Regions from separate parts of the Homo sapiens genome. Here region 1 is linked to region 2. Evidence: chromatin loops called from intact Hi-C (ENCODE). Cell type or tissue: Caco-2. All regions are shown on one strand. Links, peaks and the distances in the headings refer to the core of each region. The heading gives the core; the rest is flanking DNA.

What was found. A loop is a pair of places that touch in the nucleus more often than their neighbours do. Peaks named below come from ENCODE experiments on the same cell type or tissue, not always from the same donor. Only the 100,000 strongest peaks of a DNase experiment are listed, where the experiment ranks them.
Region 1: a loop joins it to region 2, with 10 times the contacts of the local background. A loop is called at or near these places in 1 of 110 quality-filtered maps.

Annotation. Positions count from the first base shown.
Region 1 is chr18:14,220,544-14,231,516 of GRCh38, reverse strand. It overlaps the pseudogene ANKRD20A5P and the pseudogene RHOT1P1. Among named protein-coding and RNA genes, the nearest start is that of ZNF519, 94 kb to the right of the region's middle. In Caco-2, for the core only: no CTCF peak of the experiment used is centred there; a DNase peak (open chromatin) is centred at 6,106.
Region 2 is chr18:14,172,879-14,183,851 of GRCh38, reverse strand. It overlaps the pseudogene ANKRD20A5P. Among named protein-coding and RNA genes, the nearest start is that of ZNF519, 46 kb to the right of the region's middle. In Caco-2, for the core only: CTCF peaks have their summits at 4,831 and 5,030 (motif pointing left); a DNase peak (open chromatin) is centred at 4,851; H3K4me3 peaks cover 1,862 bases.

The DNA of each region.
Region 1 (10,973 bases), core at 1,636-9,635, 48 kb before region 2:
CGCCCGGCTAATTTTTCATATTTTTAGTAGAGATGGGGTTTCACTATGTTGGCCAGACTGATCTTGAACTCCTGACCTCATGATCTGCCTGCCTTGGCCTCCCAAAGTGCTGGGATTACAGGCGTGAGCCACCACGCCTGGCTGCTATTCCACTTTTTAAATTCTCTCAGGACTCCTAAAATCTCAAAACTTTGAACTAGATTCCCTAATCTACATTTCCAGCTCTGACATTTTTCTTGAGGCCTCTTCCTTCTAGTACACATATTATAGACAATATTCTCAACCACACGCTCAGACATTGCTACTTGGTGCAGATTACTTTTGTAGATAGTGAATCTTGTCTATTTTATGTTGGTTCTTATTGATGTTACTTTGAGTATACCGTTATTTTCTATCTCAAAGGGGGACAGTCTCACCATTACGATATTGAACAGTATACTTTGTCCTTTTTTTCTTTCTTTCTTCTTTTTTGGACCAGTATACTTTGTCCCTTTTCTTTTTCTTTTTTTTTTTTTTTTGAGATGGAGTCACACTGTGTCATCCAGGCTGGAGTGCAGTGGCGCCATCTTGGCTTACTGCAACTTCCACCTCCTGGGTTCAAGTGATTCTCCTGCCTTGGCCTCCCAAGTAGCTGGGACTACAGGTGCACACCACCACGCCTGGCTAATTTTTGTATTTTCAGTAGAGACAGGGTTTCACCATGTTGGACAGGCTGTTTTTGAACTCCTGACCTCAGGTAATCCACCCACCTCAGCCTCTCGAAATGTTGGGATTACAGACATGAGCCACGACACCCAGCCCTTTTTTTCTTTTATAATGAAAACTTTCCCAAGAGAATCAGATTATCAATTGTTTGCCTTTGTTTTCTTTTAAAGAGTTTCCTTTTCCATAGAGATATGGAATGATGAAAGTCTTGTTCTAAAGTTTCTAAAGTTTCTTTTGGGGGACACTCAAATATATCATTGGGAAGCTCCAGTCAAGTAGACATCTCCCTTCTTCCCATTTGAGATTCTTCATCTCAAAATGGTGTCCACCAAATGTCTTCATCCAGGTAGTCTCTTGCTTAGACATTCAGGAGATAAGAACCTTCTTGAGAAGTTAGAGGCTACTGACTGAGATGGTTTAATGCTGTCCCTTATTATATGTTTTACTCCCTAGGCAGACATCAAAGTGGCTAACAATACTATGCCTGATGTCTAACTCACTTCTATGGGAATCTATACAAAACGTTTTATTTATGAGACAGAGTCTCACTCTGTTACCCAGACTGGAGTGTAGTGGCTTGATCAACACTCACTGCAGCCTCAATATTCCAAGGTCAACCGACCCTCCTACCACAGACTCCCAAGGTAGCTGGGACTACAGGCATGCACCACCATGCCTCTAAGTATTTATTTATTTATTTTTTAAAGACAGGTTCTCATTATATTGCTGTGGCTGATCTCAAACTCCTGGGCTCAAGCGAGCCTCCTGCCTCAGCCTTCCAAAATGCTAGGATTACTTGCATGAGCCACCTCCCCCAACCAGGTGTTTAACTGGGGACTAACATGAAGCACTTACAAGAGTACGTGGAACATAGTGAGCTACATAAAATATTTGCTAGTAGCATAATAATTTTATTGTATATCTTAACAAAATTGTGTATGTTAGGCAGGTGGCATGCCAATGGAAGTAGTCTCCTATAGCTGCACTGAATCATTCTTCTCACCACTGAGAGTTGCAGCAAATGGGGGGCATATAATTTATAACTTACTTTTCTCTGTGTATGACTCAGTAGGCAATGACTATGTATGTACTACAATGTAAATAGCACCTCCTGGATGGAATAGTACATAACTGACATGACCAGCAGAGACAGGCTAAAGACACTGAGCTGAAAACCCTGGACTCTATTGCTAAACCAAGGCTCCTGAATCTGTTCCCTCTGAGCAACTGTTGCTGTGGTGCTGCCTTCACAAGCACTCTGCTGAGCACTCAGATTGAGGGGCTGTGCTATCTGTCATCAGACAAGCTGCAGCCAGAACTGTTCAGCTGACAAACTGGGAGCAGTCCAGAAATACAGTAATGGCTGCATAGTGAAAAAAGGCCAATTTAGATTCTTTTTCATAGAGAGAAAAACATAAACATGTGATTGAACGAGTCTCCTCTATTAGACTAATTGGTTTAGATTTGATATTTAATTGCTAAAAATACATTTAGAATATAAACCTTACTGTGTCAAGGTCTCAAAGAACAAATAATTGGTATGGTATAAAATATTTAATTGTATGCTAAAAACTTCTAAGCTAAAATATTTTCAATTTATGCAAGGATAGGTGCCATACATATTATATATTATTCCCCCATTAAGCAAATTTATACTGAGACAAAATTATCTTCCATAAAAAAGAAAAAGCCATGTAAAATTAAGGACTAAGTTTTCTGCACAGACTGGACAACAATTCCTAACACATAAGGTCAATGAGAGTCAGAACAGTCAGAGAAAGCTTCATAAAAACAAAAAAATTGTCTGCCAGGTCTGAATGAATGAGGCTAGATGAACAGAAACTGAGAAGGCAGAAAGGATAGCATGAGCAAGACAAGTGCTGAAATCTGCCCAATTAACTCTGAGGATAAAGTCCAATGGCAGGGAAATAAAAACACGTGTCCACATAATAACCTCTAAGTGAATGTTTGCAGCAGCATTTTTCATAATAGCTAGAAGTGGAAACTAACGTAAACGTCCATCAACTGATGAATGAATGGAAAACCAGTATAGCCATGCAATAGAGTATCATTTAACTATAACAAGAAATAAACTACCAATGTGTGCTAAAACATGCATGAATTCTGAAAACATTAAGCTAAGTGAAAAAGCCAGTCACAAAGGACTATGTATTGTCTAACTCTATGTATATGAAATATGCAGAACAGGCAAACCTATGGAGACAAAAATAGATGGTGTTTGCCTACAACAGGGGTAGGTGGAGGGACATGGAGGAAGGCTGCAGTCATGCCTAGGAGATGTGGGGTTGCTTTTCAGGGTGATGAAAATGCTGTGAATATACTAACAGATACTGAGTTGCACATTTTAAATGGTTGACCTGTCTGATACATGAATTATATCTCAGTGAAACTGTTTTTAAAATCCAATGGCAGGATCAAGAAAATTTTCTCAGCTCTCAATTTTTGATGTACCTACTATATCAGATCTAAATATTTCTATACTTTTATATTTTAAATAAAAGGTAAATAAAGAAAATGCCTAACTTTTCAAATAGTTTGTAAATTGACATAAAACATGTACATTTCAAAGAATAGTATAATGGCCTTTCTATACAAGTTAACTTAGAATCTGTGAAATAGACACAGATTCTGTGTCCTTTCACAAAAGTGAAGAAATAAGACAATTTTCTGGAACATTCCATTAAACATTGTCCTCTGATTTAATCTGGCCTGCCTCATCATAGCAATACAAAAATTACTTGAAAATATGTTTAACAGGAAAAAAGTCAATTTTCTCTGAGGAATGATGTATAATTATCAACTTTTCCAAGGGTACATATTGTAAGAGAAAAGGTATGCAATCCTTTTTCAAAATGGTAGAACAAAAGTCACAATATTTAAAAAAAGTACATTATAAAGATAGTAAAATGGAAATAATTAATTATAATGAAAGTACAAAATCAAGCTTCTGCCAAAATTAGTATCCTAAAACATGTTATATAATTCAACCAGCTACAGAATAACTGTCGACATGTTAGATTCCATACATACTTGACTTTCCACTTGAAATAATTTCTTCTTTGAGGCCTGTGTCTCATCCAAATTAATGTGACAACATGATGTACCTTCCAGTGGAGACTCTAACATAGTTAATTTTTTAAGGGAATCAGCCACTTCTTGTTGAAGTTGTCTCATAACCACCTGATAAAATACTTTTGTTACTGATTTTATAAATTGCCTTATTATTAAATTATGTTAAGAACATTTAACTCTAACATACCTACTTTGAAAATTATCTCACACACATCAATTCACCTTCTTTTCATCACAGGTACACATTTTTATTTATTACTGAATTCAGTGAGGGATGCAGAATGTGTTATCCTCCTGCCAAATTGGTATTCTCTTAATACAACAGATTCATCCCACCATTCAATCATCTTAGAAGCTCAACTCAACCTCAAAGTTCCTAACATATTCAATCAACTGTTCAAATCCTTCCAACAGATTCCTGTCTCAGAATAAAAGTAAAAGTCCAATGGCCTTTGAGGCCCTAGGTAAACAGGCCTCTACCTCCCTCTCTGACTTCAAGCTTCTACAACTCCCTCCTGTAATTACTCCATTCCCACTGTACGTGAAGCCTACCACCCCGCTTTAGTCTGAAAATGGGGATCTAATGCCTAACTCATAAATCACAGGCAGCTACAGTATCTTTGTACTGGACAAAGTTATATTCAAATGATAGTCATTGAGCCTTGAAATAAAAATTATGAGCTAATTATTAATAAAAATATTCAAAGTAAATTATGAATACGAGTGGGAAGACTAAATCAAATATAGTTTTGCTAAAATTTACCACATTTACCCTAAATTATAATTTTATAACAAGTAGGTGCCTTTAAAACATTACGTGGTCATTAAAATATGTAATTTGAGACTGACATTTTCAGATTTAAGTTAAATTAATATGAATAATAATAAAGCTATACCAACTAAAATATATAAAAAACTACTTAAAGCAAGATATTACAAGATACAGCAATACACTTCAGTTCATCTGGGAAATCTAGAATTAAGTGTTGAAGCAAATCACTTAATTAAATTTTAATTTGAAAATACTCATTTCAGGTGTAAACATTTCCATTTATACCTTCACCATGGTCTTAACATGTGGCAATATAAAGACATTAAAATTATTATTTCAGCACTACAGGACTATCTACCTTAAAATATGACTCTGTGCCTAATAAAATGTCATAGGTGACACAATGTCTTCTCTCAAAGTAAATCATCTCTCACCTCTATGGAAACAAGTTATGTTTCTAAGCTGATGTAGTGAACACATTTTTCCTTTTTTTTTAAACCAAAAAGCTTTGTTGAAATATAATTTACATACTATAGAATGTATCTGTTTTAACATAAAGTTAAAAGATTTTTAGTACATTTTCTGAGCTGTGCAGCCATCTCTACAATCCAACTTTAGAGCATTTCCATCACTGCAAGATCCCTCACGCCCATTAGCAGTCACTACCAGCTTCCAGCCCCAGCCCTTCACAAACATTATTCTACTTTTTGTACCTATACCTTTCTCTTTTCTGGATGCTTCATGTAAATGGAATTATACAGTATAGTAAACACACTTTTTATCTACTGATTTTTATATTCAACTAGGTTCAACATGTATCCAGAACCAAATGTTTAAACTTTCTTTCTAGAAGTTTGAAAATATTTATCTTCCTTGATACTTACTACTGTTTCTGCTTTCTGTCTCTCATATTGAAAGAGACTTTCTTTTAAATGATCATATTCATTCATTAGCTTCTTATTTTTCTCTTCTAGCATGAGGTCTTTCTTTCTACTCTCAATAAAGCCTCTTTGGATATTAATTACTATCTCTTTATGATCCTCTTTCTGATGAACATCAACTAGTTGCTGTTCAAGCCACGGATTTTCACGTTGGAGTTGACATATCCTCTCTTCCACACAGTTCCACTTTCCAGTGGATTTACTGACTTTAGCTTCTGCACTTTGATACATCTCTTTCATTTCCTTTATTTGCTGCTGTGTTTGGCTTAGGTCGTTTTGTACAGTTTCTAAAGCCAATGACTTTTTTCTGAGAGTATCTCTTGTCTTACGGAACTTATCTTTTTTTTTCTTTTATCTTTTTTTTTTAATGTTTATTGATCATTCTTGGGTGTTTCTCGGAGAGGGGTATGTGGCAGGGTCATAGGCTAATAGTGGAGAGAAGGTCAGCAGATAAACACGTGAACAAAGGTCTCTGGTTTTCCTAGGCAGTGTTTGTGTCCCTGGGTACTTGAGATTAGGGAGTGGTGATGACTCCTAACCAGCATGCTGCCTTCAAGCATCTGTTTAACAAAGCACATCTTGCACCACCCTTAATACATTTAACCCTGAGTTGACACAGCACATGTTTCAGAGAGCACGTGGTTGGGGGTAAAGTTATAGATTAACAGCATACCAAGGCAGAAGAATTTTTCTAAGTACAGAACAAAATGGAGTCTCCTATGTCTACTTCTTTCTACACAGACACAGTAACAGTCTGATCTCTCTTTCTTTTCCCCACATTTCCCCCTTTTCTTTGCAACAAAACCACCATCGTCATCATGGCCCATTCTTGATGGTTGCTGTCTCTTCGGAGATGTTGGGTACACCTCCCAGATGGGGCGGCTGGGTAGAGGCGCTCCTCGCTTCCCAGACAGGGCGGTGGGGCAGAGGTGCTCCTCACATCCCAGAGGATGGGTGGCCGGGCAGAGATGCTCCCCACTTCCCAGACGGGGTGGCTGGGTAGAGGTGCTCCCCACTTCCCAGACTATGGGCGGCTGGGCAAAGGCGCTCCCCACTTCCCAGATGGGGCAGCCGGGCAGAGGCACTCCCCACTTCCCAGACTATGGGTGGCCAGGCAGAGGCGCTCCTCACATCCCAGACGGGGCGGCTGGGCAGAGGCACTCCTCACTTCCCAGATGGGGTGGCCGGGCAGAGGCGCTCCCCACTTCCCAGATGATGGGCAGCTGGGCAGAGGCACTCCCCACATCCCAGATGGGGCAGCCGGGCAGAGGTGCTCCTCGTTTCCCAGACAGGGCGGCAGGGCAGAGGTGCTCCTCACATCCCAGACGATGGGTGGCCGGGCAGAGATGCTCCTCACTTCCCAGACGGGGCAGCCAGGCAGAGGTGCTCCCCACTTCCCAGACGGGGTGGCCGGGCAGAGGCGCTCCTCACTTCCCAGACTATGGGCGGCCGGGCAGAGGTGCTCCCCACTTCCCAGGCGGGGCAGCTGGGCAGAGGTGCTCCTCACTTCCCAGACAGGGTGGCCGGGCAGAGGCACTCCCCACTTCCCAGACGGGGTGGCCGGGCAGAGGCGCTCCTCACTTCCCAGACGGGGTGGCTGGGCAGAGGCGCTCCCCACTTCCCAGATGGGGTGGCCAGGGAGAGGCACTCCTCACTTCCCAGATGGGGCAGCCGGGCAGAGGTGCTCCCCACTTCCCAGATGATGGGCGGCCAGGCAGAGGCACTCCCCACATCCCAGATGGGGCGGCCGGGCAGAGGCACTCCTCACTTCCCAGACTATGGGCGGCCGGGCAGAGGTGCTCCCCACTTCCCAGGTGGGGCAGCTGGGCAGAGGTGCTCCTCACTTCCCAGATGGGGTGGCCGGGCAGAGGCACTCCCCACTTCCCAGACGGGGTGGCCGGGCAGAGGCGCTCCTCACTTCCCAGACGGGGTGGCCGGGCAGAGGCGCTCCCCACTTCCCAGATGGGGTGGCCAGGGAGAGGCACTCCTCACTTCCCAGATGGGGCAGCCGGGCAGAGGTGCTCCCCACTTCCCAGATGATGGGCGGCCAGGCAGAGGCACTCCCCACATCCCAGATGGGGCGGCCGGGCAGAGGCACTCCTCACCTCCCAGACAGGGTGACCGGGCAGAGGCGCTCCTCACTTCCTCCTAGACAGGGCGGCCAGGCAGAGGTGCTCCTCACTTCCCAGATGGGGCGGCCGGGCAGAAGCGCTCCTCACTTCCCAGATGGGGTGGCCGGGCAGAGGCGCTCCCTACTTCCCAGATGGGGCGGCCAGGCAGAGGCGCTCCCCACTTCCCAGATGGGGTGGCGGCTGGGCAGAGACGCTCCTCACATCCCAGACAGGGCGGCTGGGCAGAGGCACTCCTCACATCCCAGACGGGGTGGCCGGGCAGAAGCGCTCCCCACTTCCTAGGCAGGGCAGCCGGGCAGAGGTGCTCCCCACTTCCCAGATGGGGTGGCGGCTGGGCAGAGGCGCTCCTCAGTTCCCAGATGGGGCTGCCAGGCAGAGGCACTCCTCACCTCTCAGACGGGGTGGCGGCCAGGCAGAGGCGCTCCTCACCTCCCAGACGGGGCGGCCGGGCAGAGGCGCTCCTCAATTCCCAGATGGGGCAGTCGGGCAGAGACGCTCCTCACCTTCCAGGCGGGGCAGCCTGGCAGAGGCACTCCCCACATCCCAGATGGGGCGGCTGGGCAGAGGCACTCCTCACTTCCTAGACAGGGTGGCGGCCGGGCAGAGGCACTCCTCACTTCCTAGACAGGGTGGCGGCCGGGCAGAGGCACTCCTCACTTCCCAGACAGGGCAGCTGGGCAGAGGCACTCCTCACTTCCCAGACAGGGCGGCTGGGCAGAGGCACTCCTCACTTCCCAGATGGGGCGGCTGGGCAGAGGCGCTCCCCAAATCCCAGACAGGGCGGCCGGGCAGAGGCACTCCTCACTTCCTAGATGGGGTGGTGGCCAGGCAGAGGCACTCCTCACTTCCCAGATGGGGCGGCTGGACAGAGGCGCTCCCCACTTCCCAGACGGGGCAGCCGGGCAGAGGCACTCCTCACTTCCTCCCAGATGCAGGGCAGCCAGGCAGAGGCGCTCCTCACCTCCCAGATGGGGCGGCCGGGCAGAGGCACTCCTCACTTCCCAGACGATGGTCAGTAGGGCAGAGGTGCTCCTCACATCCCAGATGGGGCAGCCAGGCAGAGGTGCTCCTCACATCCCAGAGGATGGGCGGTCAGGCAGAGACGCTCCTCACTTCCTAGATGGGGTGGCAACCGGGCAGAGGTGCTCCTTACTTCCCAGATGGGGCGGCCAGGCAGAGGTGCTCCTCACTTCCCATTCAGGGTGGCTGGGCAGAGGGGCTCCTCACATCCCAGACAATGGGCGGCCAGGCAGAGACGATCCTCACTTCCTAGACGGGGTGGCGGCTGGGCAGAGGCGCTCCTCACTTCCCAGATGGGGTGGCTGGGCAGAGGCGCTCCTCACATCCCAGACGGGGTGGTGGGTGGGCAGAGGCACTCCTCACTTCCCAGACGGGGCAGCCAGGCAGAGACGCTGCTCACTTCCTAGATGGGGTGGCGGGCGGGCAGAGGCTGTAATCTTAGCACTTTGGGAGGCCAAGGCAGGCGGCTGGGAGGTGAAGGTTGTAGCGAGCCGAGATCCCGCCACTGCACTCCAGCCTGCTGTCTTTGTCTGTTCTTTCATTTATGAGAGGAATCCATTGACTTGTTACCTTATCAATAGAATGCTTGTTGTTAACGGCATACACTATACAGACGACATTAGCCTGAGATATTTCTTGATGAAGTTGTTCATTACTCTGTTCTGCTTCTGAGTAATCTACAATGTGTGTTGGAACTCTCTCTGGGGTGACATCAGCTGGAATGGTGATTTCTTCTGCCCGGGGAGGAACCTCTTCTGGAAATTCTTCACTGACCAGAGACATAATCAATGATGTCTTCCCAACTCTAGGTTCTCCCACCACCAGGATCTGCACGTCTTTCTTCATGTCGGTGGCTCTCGGGGGCCGGACTCCACCCACACGCATGCAGTGGACTCCTTTCACCAGGAGCACCCACCCCACAGTGCCACCTGCCAGCCTCTTCGGCTGCCGGGGCCTGCCGCGCCGCCCCCTCAGTTGCTTCCCAGCAAGAGAGCAGGGACGGCACCAGCTCCACTTCCTCCAGCCCAGCAGGCTGCAGCGGCAGCGGCCAGAACTTATCTTTTAAGGTATTGAATTTAATTTGCATTTTAGAAAGTTGTTCAGTAAGAAACTAATTCTTATCTTCTATTTCGGAAATATCAGAACTCATTTTTACTTGCTCAGAAATATCTTGTGTTCTCTCTAAAGCAAGTTTTAGGTTTCTTTCTGTTTTCACATTTTCACTGTGTTTACTTATATAGCAGCAGCCAGTCTAGACTGATAAGATTCAATTTCAGCTTCCAGTTTTTTCTTGCTTTCTTTTTCCTTCAACAGTTCAGAATTGAGCCTTGTATTCTCAGCTTTGAGATCATTAAGCTCTTGTTGATACCAGAATGCTGTTTTTGTTATCATTTCCTCATTGAGTTTTATACACTTTTCAAGGGCAGCATTTGTTTCTTTAGCAATTTTAATGTCCTTAAGATATTTATTTTCTTTTTCCAGGTTGTCATTTTTCATTGTGCATATTTCCTGTCTGAGTATAGCAATATCTGTCTTCAAAATGCAATTTTCATCCATCAGATCTTTCACTTCTTCATGATTATGAAAATCCTAAATAATACAAAAGAAAGTTTTAGCTAGTACTCAATAAAATAACATATCATGATTACCTCTGAAGTTAAAGAATAACCTGCACATCCATGCACTAAAAAGGTTACTGTAAGTGGATATCCAACTGGAGAAAAAGTTGAAGCAAAATTTTGAACCTTATAGAGCATAAATTCCAAAAAGTTCAGAAATTTATTTAAAGTCAATGAATTTATAAAAGTAAACACACACACACACATGCACACCAGAGAATTTTTAAGAATTTCAGAATTGGAAAAGCCTTTCCCTGAATTACAACAAACTCAAAAGTATAAATTAAAGCATTAACAAATTTGACTAAATTAAAATATATCAAAAAATTGCATTTACACTTTGATATCTAACCCATACACCACCCTATAGTAAGAACCTTAGTTCACACATATTTGGACAGATAAAATTTCCCAGAGTTATTACAGTTCACTGATAACATTCTATTTCAATTTGACTCTTTTAACACTTTTATAGTCAGTTATAAGAATTACATTTACTAAATCATAAATCTAGACATTATACTAGTCACTCCTATATACATTCATTGATGAACTCATCTAGTTACCATAATTTTGAGAAAGAAAGGTTAAAAATATAAGCAAGCTACAGGATTTTCCCCAGGACTTCTGACTCTACTTCTAGTTCTCCAACAGATCACAATTACTTCTGTGGTGTAAATATATCCATATG
Region 2 (10,973 bases), core at 1,865-9,864:
TTATATTTAAATGAGATCAATTTATTTTAATTCTATATATGCAAATCAAATCCATGTCATGCTAAAAGAGTTGGCTCTAATATACCTGTATCAAAGGCGTTCTATTTTCTTTGTCATAGATATCAATCTGGCATTTTCTGTTAACCAGGAGAGTGACCACTTTCACATGGCCACTGGCACAGGCCAAATGTAGAGCAGTTCTACGAGAGTAACAGGACTTTTTAGGAAACTGTAGTGCAACATCTCAAAACATACAATCATTCATGTAATTAAAAACTGAATAGCATGTTTTTCCTCTGCCTTCAAAACAAACACTTAATTTTTTTGAAGAAAGTACAATATTTACTAGCTCTTATTGCTCACTGCCTTAATGAAAACAGCAGCCTATTTGAATAGAAACAGCTCAGTCTTTGGATTCAGTTCAACTAGGGCTTGAGTCCTTCTTTAAACCCTGTCACTTACCAACTATTGCTTAGCCTTTCTGTGTCTCAACTTCCTCATTAAGAAAGAGGACAATAGTAGCTATCTCATAGGACACCATCATGATGCTTAAATGAGAAGCTATGTATTTAGAATAGTTCCTACAATAACTCAATAATTGTAAGATTTTTATTTTTTGAGACTAAGTCTCACTCTTTTGCCCAGGCTGGAGTGCAATGATGTAACTATAGCTCAATGCAGCCTGGAACTCCTAGGCTCAAGCGATCTTCCATCCCCAGCCTCCTGAGTAGCTGGCACTACAGATGTGCACCAGCATGCCCAGCTATTTATTTAAAAATTTTTGTAGAGTAAGAATCTCACTTTGTTGCCCAGGATGGTCTCAAACTCCTGGCATCAAGCAATCCTCTCACCTCAGCCTCCCAAAATTCTGGGATTACAGGTGTGAGCCACTGCACCCAGCCAGATATTATAATTGTTACTATTACTACTACTTAACAAAAACATTTTAATTAGGTAAAAGATACAATTATACCTACTTTGCAGGATGGCTTAAAGAGTAGGTCACATTTTAATACTTCTGACATTGGAATGACACATATTATTATAACTATAATTGGTAGCATTTTAAAAATTATCTTATTGATATATAAAATAGCGGGGCATCACACAATCCATGAGACCTTACATTAAGTAGAATATGGTATACTCAGCAGGTCTAGGGCAGTTCTAGGCATACAACTGGCATGTAAATACATTTTAGTTCTTAAAGGTACTATGGGGATAGAGCACTGAAATAACAATAATGCATTTTTTAAACAAATTAATTCCTTGATTTTCAAACAAACTGAAGCCAAAGGAAACTCATGATTCAAATGAATACATATGGCTCATTTTATTCAATATTTATACTTACAGAATATATGCAAATAAGACTTTCCAATGATTAATATTAGTATTTAAGACTGATAAACTTTTGAATGGGCAGTTAAAGGTTATCTTCTACTATTTTCTAACTTCAGAAATGCTTTTGTTTGAAAGGTGGGAGACAAAGTTTCAAGGAGATTAAGTCCCAATATTCCTATTTTAAATCTCTCAACTTGTGCAGGCAGGGCAGGTAAACATGAAGTTTTTAAGGATAGAAGGGTCCTGAGAGATAGTAGAATATGTCTGCTACATAACAGGTACTCAGGTTATGTTTGATGAATAAATGGAATGAAAGAATGGATAAATACAGTTGGGGAGTTCAATATTTTTAAATAACTCCTATAAAGCAATATTTTTGCAATAGTAATTATTTATGTTATTTTTATTTTTAAAGAATACAATTAAAATGAAATAATCTATCATTGTTTGCATAAATTGAATGAATATATAAGAAAAACATATGTACATATAAAATATATAGATAATAAAATCTGGAAACAGATAAAAACATTCCCTTTTTACTTCTGAAGAGGCTAAAAGTTCAAAGAAGATAACAATACACACAATAATGATAAAAAATAGAAAGTGAGAAATTATTTTTAATACTGTAAGATTCATATTCCTCTCTTCCCGAGGATTATTCCTTTATTAATAAACTTTACTAGAAGTTTTGTACATGTTCACTGCAGCAATCACAGGTAAGAAAAAGGAACTTTACTTAAAATACAAATGCTCAGAAATTACAAATTTTATATTTTGTACATATTTTTTGCTAAAACAAGACCATAGTATGTTTGTGTGTATGTATAATTTAATTGATTTTTTTTCCTCACTAGCTATAACAAAATACATCTTCGCACATCAATATACTTCTGTATCTATTGCCACCTTCAATGGTCACATATTATTCCATCCTATGGATGCAACTGAAATTTATTTATAGGATCCATTCTATGGGTTCTTTTTAAAATAAGTGCTGTGAAAAATAAAGTGCATGTATCTTTATTTCCTAAGGGTGTTTTAGTATAATGGAATTGATGGGTAAAGAGCATACATATTTTTTAAATGTAGTACTTACCACCAAATTATCTATTTGAAAAGTAATCAGCAACTTAAACTTTAAGCAGGAGTACAAAACGTCCTCGCAAATATTGTGGATAGAAAACTTTCATTCCTCCTTTAATTTAAATTCTTATACCAGAAATGCGAAGGACTTTTTGCTATGTACACAAATAACTTGCAGATCTGGAAAAAAGTACTTTGCCCATTTTAGAGTTTTTGATGATTTGATTTGAAAGAATTCCCTGTAAAATGAAAATGTACTTTTCATCTAATGTGTATATATACATACAACTTTTCATCTAATGTGTATATATAACTGATATATATATAACAGATTATATCTGTAATAATATATATGGTATATGTATCAGCAATATATATATATCATATGATATATAATAAACAATATAGGCTGGGCATGGTAGCTCATGTCTGTAATCCAAGCACTTTGGGAGGCCGAGGCAGGCAGATCACTTGAGCTCAGGAGTTCAAGATCAGCCTGGCCAACATGGTGAAACCCCTCGCTACTAAAAATAGAAAAATTAGCCAGGCATGCTGGCACCTGCCTGTAACCCCAGCTACTTGGGAGGCTGAGCGAGGAGAATTGCTTGAACCCGGGAGGCAGAGGTTGCAGTGAGCCAAGACTGTGCCATTGGACACCAGCCTGGGCAAAGAAGTGAGACTCTCACTCAAAAAAAAAAAAAAAAAAAGAAAAAGAATATAATGAATTCCCTCTAAAATGAAAACACACTTTTCATCTGAATATATATATATATAATATAGTTAATATTTTTCAAGTAAGCTCTCTTTTGTTATTTTTTTTTCTGAAACACAGGCAGTTTTAATTTTTAGTTTGCTAAATCAACCTTCAGAATGTCTTCTTATGAGGTCATTCTTAGGAAGGCTTTTGTGAACATAAAGTGTACCTGTAAAATAAGCGTTTGTGTTTTCTTCCGGTACTTTACTCATTTTCATATGTAAAAATTTCAATCTGTATTCCATCAGGAACTCATGTTTGTGACATAAAATTTCATTAGTTTTCTTCAAACAGCAGACATTTTTTCATTAATAATTCATCCTTTCCTACTCATTAATCCTTACGTATATCTTACATAATTTCAGTGTTTCTGGGTTGCCTATTCTGTTCTATGCGTTTGTCTTTTCAGCTGTTAGTAAACAATTAATTGTAGAAATTAATAGCACATTTTGATATCTAGAGCAGCAAGTGTTTTTTCACTCCATTATGAAATTTTTTTAAATGTCATCACAATAGTGAAAGACAGCAGGTGTCATACAAAAATGTTAAAACCTTGATATTTTCATTCTGTCTATGTAAAATTGATAAACACAGAAAGAGCTCACATTCTGAGGAAAATGTGTCTTCCCATTCAAGAACACAGAACCCACCTCCCACTTCCAAGTTTCTCTCTAAGAACCTTCAGTAAAGAACCTACCTACACAGGGGGATACGGATGTAAAACGGACAGTTTTATCTGAGAACTTTTCGCCTACTGAAAATAACTCACGGCATTTTTGATAGGGGAATGAGTTCTCTCATTAGGCACCTCCTATAATGTATATAAACCATGTTTTAAACGTGTACGTTAAAATTATCAACACCGTATATGCTTAACTTTGTGAGTTAAATCACTCAAATTCTCCACCAACTGCTCCAGCCAGGGAATTATGAGGGATGGAAAACAGCTGAGGGTCCGTTTGGCTCCGCCGCTCAGAGGGTGCCCGGCGACCTCCAAGGCCCCCGTCCCAGGGGCTGCCAGAAAGCCGGACCTGGGGACCCCCTGCCACCCCGGGCTGAGCCCTCGCTACCTGTGCTGCTTGTCCAGGGCGTCAAGGTCTCCGCTCCTGCGCGCCAGACAGCGCTCCATCTCCGCAGCGTCGCCCTTGACAGCTGCCTTGTGGATCTTCTGCAGTTCCGAGTACCGGATTCGGTACCCGGAACCCGTGTAGAGGTGGTCTATGGAGCCCAGGACCGTCTGGCCCCTGCGGCTCCTGAAGCCGAACAACTTCATGGTGGTGACTTCTCAGACTCCCAACTACCGGCTCTTGAGAGGGGGCAGCTCCCTGTTACCTTTTCACCTCCCCCCACGCCCCCGCCGACCCAGCCCCAAATCCCCTATCCAACCCCAAATCCCCGATCCAACCCCAAATCCGCGATCCAACCCCCAATCCGCGATCCCAAATCTATTATCTAATCCAAAATCCGCGATCCAGCCCAGTCCACCACAGCCTTCAGCAGCGACACTCGCAGCCTCCGACCTCTCAGACCGAGTGAGCCTCGCAAAGCCGTTGGGCGCGCGCCTGCACCGCGGTGGCCGCCCGGGTCCCGGAAGTCGCTCGGAGGTGGCACGCGCTGGCAGGTGGGGCTGCAGCTGCGAGAGGGGGCGGGCCTGGGAACCACCGCGGGTATGGGGGCCTTGCCATTCTCAGGATTCCTGCGGAAACGCTGTGCGCTCGCTGCGCTCCAGGAGCAGGAGCAGGAGGAGGTCGCCCTCTAGAGTCTGGAGTCTGGGGAGAGGAGGAAGGCTCCTTCTTTGTAGGCCACTGGTGTTGCTGAAACCTCTGCCGCCACCTGCAGGGCACCCCCTGATAGCGCCCCTAACCCGCCGCCAGCTGTTGGACCCGGGATAGCGCCCCTAACACCCTCCCCTCACAGCTGCAGTGTAGAAACCCAATAGCGCCCCCAACCCGTCCCCGCCTCAGACGTTGCAGCACCAGATAACTCCCCCAACCTGCCCCCTGCCGTGGGCCATGCAGCCACGGATTGGACCCCCAACCAACCCCCCCGCCGCGGGCAGTGACGCCCCAGAAAGCACTGCAACCTGATCCCCGCCGTGTGAATAGTGCAGCCAAGGATCCTTAAGGCCCCCAACCCGCTCCCCACGATGGGCAGTGCCGTCCCAGATAGCGGATAGCACCCCCAACCATCCCCCAGCCGCGGGGTATGATGCCCTGGATAGCGCACCCAACCCGCAGTCCCCCGTGGACAGCTTAGCCCCCGACAGCTCCCCTAACCCGTATGCCACTACCGAGAATATGGTCCCGATAGCGCACCAAACCTGACCCCCGCCACAGGCAGTGCAGCAGCTGATAGCTCCCCTAACTCGCTCCCACTGACCACAGTACAGCCCCCTAATGATGTCCACAACCCACCACACCTCCCCACCTGCCACCGGTGGGGTATCGCCCCCAAACTGCCCCTTGCCGCTGGCAGTGTAGCCCCCAATAGAGCACCCAACGCCCCCCTCTATCATGAGCAGTCCGGCCCGCGATAGCGCCCGAAACCACCCCGTCCAATCACCTCCCTGTACTCCCCCTTTCCCGCCCCCCCCACCTGCAGTGTACCACCGGAGGCCCCTAACCTATCCCCTGCGGGGGGCATTGCAGCCCCAGATAGCGCCCCCAACAAGTCCCCCGCCGCGGGCGGTGCAGCCCCCAAACCACCCCCCACCCCAGTCAGCACCCCGACCAATCCCCCCACCCCGGCGCCGCCGGCAGTGTAACCACAGTAGCGGCCCTAACCCGTCCCCTGTGGCGGGCAGTGTAGCACACAATAGGGCCCCCAACCAGCCCTACTGCTGCTGGCAATACAGCCCAGGATAGTGCCCCCAACCCGCCCCCACCGCTGCTGCGGGCAGCGCAGCCCGGCATAGCACACCTAAAGTAGTGACGCCCGGAATAACACCCCTACCGGCCCCCGGCCTCGGGCAGTATAGCCCCGGATAGCGCACCTACCCAATCGCCTTTCTACGCTCTGGCCGGCTGCAGTGTCCGCTGCTGCCACCCACCGCAGCGAGGCGAGCCAGCGAGGCCAGCCGCAGTCCCACAGACTCTAGCCTCCAGCCTGTGGTAGGTGCCTCCTCTTTCCCTTCCTGTATCCAGGCAAGAAGCAGCTCTCGCTGCCAGCCGCCTGTCTCCATCGCCGCCACACACTATGCAGAGCCAAGCCCTGGTGCCACAGGATCCAGCCTCCAGCGTCCAGCGTGTGGCGGGGGACTCCGCTTTCGCCTTCTTTAAGGTGCGAACGGAGGGGTTGGGAACGCTGAGGCACAACAGCCTGCAATGGCGCAATTCCCCCTTAGCATGTTTTATATACTGAGGTTATGCAAGCCAGGTTCCTGGACTTCATGTTCTGATTGGATGAGAGAAAACCGCTAGGCCTGCTAGTTGGGGGCACTATCCCAGACTGTATTGCCGGCAGCAGTGAGGTGGGTTAAGGGTGCTATCCAGGGCTGCACTGCTCGGGGGTGCGGGTGGGGGGGTTTCGGGTTGAGGGCGCTATGGGGTGCTGCAATGCCCACGGTGCGGGGAGAGGGGGCAGTTTGGGTGTGTTGGGTGCGCTATGGGGGGGGGGGGGCTACACTGCTGGTGGCAGGGGGCAGGGTTGGTTGGGGACCGTATCAGGGGCTGCACTGATTGCTTTAGCTAGGATTTCCAGTACTATGTTAAGTAACAGTGGTGACAGTGGGCATCCTTATCATGTTCCAGATCTTAGAGGAAAAGCTTTCCATTTTCCCCCATTCCATATGATTCTAGCTATGAGTCTCTCTCATGTGGTTTTTATTATGTTGCAGTATGTTTCTTCTGTACCTGGTTTTTTGAGGATTTATAACATGAAGGAATGCTGAATTTCATCAAATGCTTTTTCAGTTTCAGTTGACATAATCATACTGTTTTGTCGTTTATTTGGTTGATATGATGTATCACATTGAGTGTTGAATGACCCTTGCATCCCAGGGACACATCCCACTTGATCCTGATGAATTATCTTTTTAATGTATTGCTGAATTTGATTTGCTGGTATTTTGTTGAGGATATTTGCATCAATATTAGAGATACTGGCCTGTAGTTTCCTTCTTTGATGTCTTTGTCTGATTTTGGTATGAGGGTAATAATGGCCCCACGGAATAAGTTTGGAAATATTCCCTGCTGTTTTTCAAAACAGTTTGAGTAGGATTGGTACTAGGTCTGTAAATGTGTGGTGTGAAGCCAACAGCAGTGAAGCCATTGGTTCCTGGGCTTTTCTTTACTGGGAGACTTTTTCTGATGGCTTCGATCTCATTACTTGTTACCGATCTGTTCTGGTCTTGGATGTTTTCACTGTTCAACCTAGGTAGGTTATATGCATCTAGCATTTCTACTAGGCTTTCTAATTTATTGGCATATAATAGCCAGTTAAGATCCTTTGAATTTCTGAAGTATCAGTTGTAATGTCTCCTATATTATTTTTTGATTTTATTTATTTGAATCTTCTCTCTTTTTTCTTAGTCAGCCTGGCTAAAAGTTTGTCAGTTTTGTGTAGCTTTCCAGAAAACCAACTTTTTGTTTAATCTTGTGTATTTTTTTAATTTCAACTTTATTTCTGTTACGATCTTTATTATTTCTTTTCTTATTTTGGGTTTAGTTTGTTCTTACTTTACTAGTTCTTTAAGATGTATTGTTTATTTGAAGTTTTTCTTCTGTTTGGATGGTAGGCACTTATAGCTATGAATCTCTGCCTTTGTACTGTTATTGGCATATCATAAGTTTTGGTATATTGTGTCTTCATTACCATTTGTTTCATGAAATTTTTCAATTTCCATCTTAGTATCTTCATTGACCCACTAGTCATTCATTCAGGAGCGTATTATTTAACTTCCATGTGACTGTATGGTTTCCAAAATTATTATTCTTATTGATACCTAGTTTTATTCTTTTGTAGTCAAAGAAGATGGCCATGGAGACAGCAGCGTGGTCGGAGTGGTAGCAGACAGCCATCAGCAAGAGCTGCTCCGTGCCCGGCTGCTGGAGGCTAGAGCCTATGGCCCAGTGGCTTGCCTCACTGTGGTTGGTGGTGGTGGTGACAGAGACTGCAGCATGACCAGAGTGATAGGATAGGGGCCATCAGGGCTGCACTTTTCACAGTGTGGGGTGGGTTGGGGGCGCTATCTAGGGTGTCACTGCCTGCACTGGGGGTACTGGTTGGTAGCATTATATGGGGCTGCACTGCCCATGGTGGGGGGCGTGTTATGGGTGCTCTCTGGGACTGCAATGCCCATAGAGGAGGACAGGTTAGGGCACTATCGGGTATACACTGCTGGTGGCGTTTTGGGGGGTGGAGGTGGGGGGTGCTATTGAGGGCAGGACTAGCCATGGAGGGGGGCAAGTTGGGTACTGTTGGGGGCTGCACTGCTGGCGACGGTCAGCAGAGTTGGCAGCGACAGTGCTGGCATCCAAGGAAGGAGCGGTTCTCCTCTCCCTGGACCCCACACTCCAGAGGGCAACCTACTCTTGCTCATACTGGAGCACGGCAGACACAGTGTTTCTGTGGAAATCCTGAGCATGGCAGAGCCCCTACACCCACCGTAGTTCCTGGGCCCATGCACTCTGGGTCTGTGCCACAGAGACTGCCTGGCACCCCCCAGTATGGAGTAGCAGACACCACTGGGGACAGGGGCCTGTACGTGGAGGCATCCGGAACAGGAAGTGGCACCTGGGTGCAGAGGGTTGGCTGGGTCTGAGTTTCTGCTGCTCCTGCTCCCCGAGGAGTGCAGCCCAAGTGGGCCCAGCAGTTCCTGTGGAGTTGGGAGCCAGGCACTATGGTGTCTCCAGCACCCACCCCAGGCCCCAGTTTCTGGCCAGCTTGGGCCAAAAGGACTTTGAAGGGTGGGTGTGAGTGCCTTCACTGAAACTGGCCCCTGCCACCCAGTGGCTGGCGTGACAAAGTGAGGCTCTGACACTACCACCCCTTGCATCTTCCTCTAGGATTTTCTGGCTTTGCCCTCCCAGCTGCTCCGTGCCAGGAGGAGGAGGAGACACCTGGAGCCTGCAACACCACAGCTTGCTTCTCTGTGGGCTGGTGGTGGCAATGCAGACTGCAGCATGCTGGAGCAGTAGGAGGGCAGGCGGCTGCGGCCAGGGTGGGGGCAGGCCTACAGCAGTGGCCAGGCTGCGGCAGTGGCCAGGTGGTAGGAGCCTTGTAGGGAGGGCCGATGCATTCACAATGGGCCTGGCTATGCCCTGCCCGTGCTGTGGAGCTGGCCCTGTACTGCCCTGCCCTGCCTTGCCCTGGACCTGCCCTGCCATTACCTGGACTGTCTCAGCCCTGCCCTGCTCTGGTCCCACCCTGGCCCTGTCTTGGCCCTGTGCTGCCCTGTCCCTGCTCTGGTCCTGCCCTTGCACTGGCCCTTCCCTGGCTCAGGCCCTGGCCCCACCTCTGCCCTGGACCTTCCCTGAATCTGTGCTGACCCAGCTTTGGCTCTGGCCCTGCCCCCTGTCCTGACCCTGGCACTGCCATAGCACTGGCCCTGCCAATGGTCATGGTCCTGGTCCTGTTCTGGCCCTGACCTGGCCTTGGACATGTCCTGGCCCTGATTTGTCCCGGCCCTGCCTTGGCCTGTCCCTGCCCTGGCCCCACCATGGCCCTGCCTGTTCTGCCCTCTCCTGGCACTGACCTTGCCCTGTCATGGCCCAGTGGTGCCATTGCCCTGCCTTACCCTGCCCTGGTTGTGCCCTGGACCTGCCTGACGCTGGCCGCTCCCTGGACCTGCCCTGACCTTGCCGTGGCTTTTGCCCTGCCCTCACTATGGCCTGGCTCTGGCCCTGCCCTGGCCCAGCCTGGGCCCTGGCCCTGGCCCTGACCCTGGTCCTGCCATATCCCTGGCTCTGCCCTTATCCAGGCCCTGCCCCTGCCTGTGCCCTGGACCTGGCCTGGAACCTGATCCTGCCAAGGACCTGCTGACTCTGCCATGGCCCTGGCCCTGCTCTGCCTTGCTCCTGGCCCTGACCCAGACTCTTTCTTGGTTCTGTCCTGGCCCTGGCCTTTCCCTGGCCCTGAGCTGGCAGTAGTCTGCCCTGGTCTTGCCACCACCTTGCCCTGCCGTGCTCTGGCTGTGTCATCACCCTGCCCTGGCCCTGCCCTCACCCTACTCTGGCTTTGACCCTGCCCTGGCCCTACCTTGGCTCTCACCCTAGTCTTGGCTAGGGCCTGCTCTGGACCTGGCCCTAGCCCAGACCTGGCCCTGACCCTGGCCCTGGTCTTTGTCCTGCCATATCCCTGGCCCTGGCCCTGCCCCGGCCCTGAAGTGACTTGACCCTCTTTTGGCCTGTCCCTGCTCTGCCCCTACCATTGCCTTGTCCTGTTCTGCCTTGTCCTGGCACTGACCCGGCCGTGCCATTGCCCTGCCTTACCCTGCCTTGGCCGTGCCCTGGCTCGGTTCTGGCCCTGGCCCCGCCCTGGACATGCCCTGACACTGCCTCAGCTTTGGCACCAGCCTGGCTCTGCCTTGGCATCGGCCCTGCTCTCTCTATGGACCGGCTCTGGTCCTGTCCTGCACTGGCCATACCATGCCTTGCCCTGACTCAGCCCTGACTCAGCCCTGGCTCAGCTCTGGCCTTGGTGTTGCCCCTGGTCCTGCCATGTTTCTTGCCCTGTCCCTACCCTGGCCCTGGCCCTGACCCTTACCCTGGTCTGGCCCTGCTCGTGCCCTAACACAGACCCTGGACCTCTCCTGGCCCTGGCCCTTCCTGGCTTGAGAATTTACCCTGGT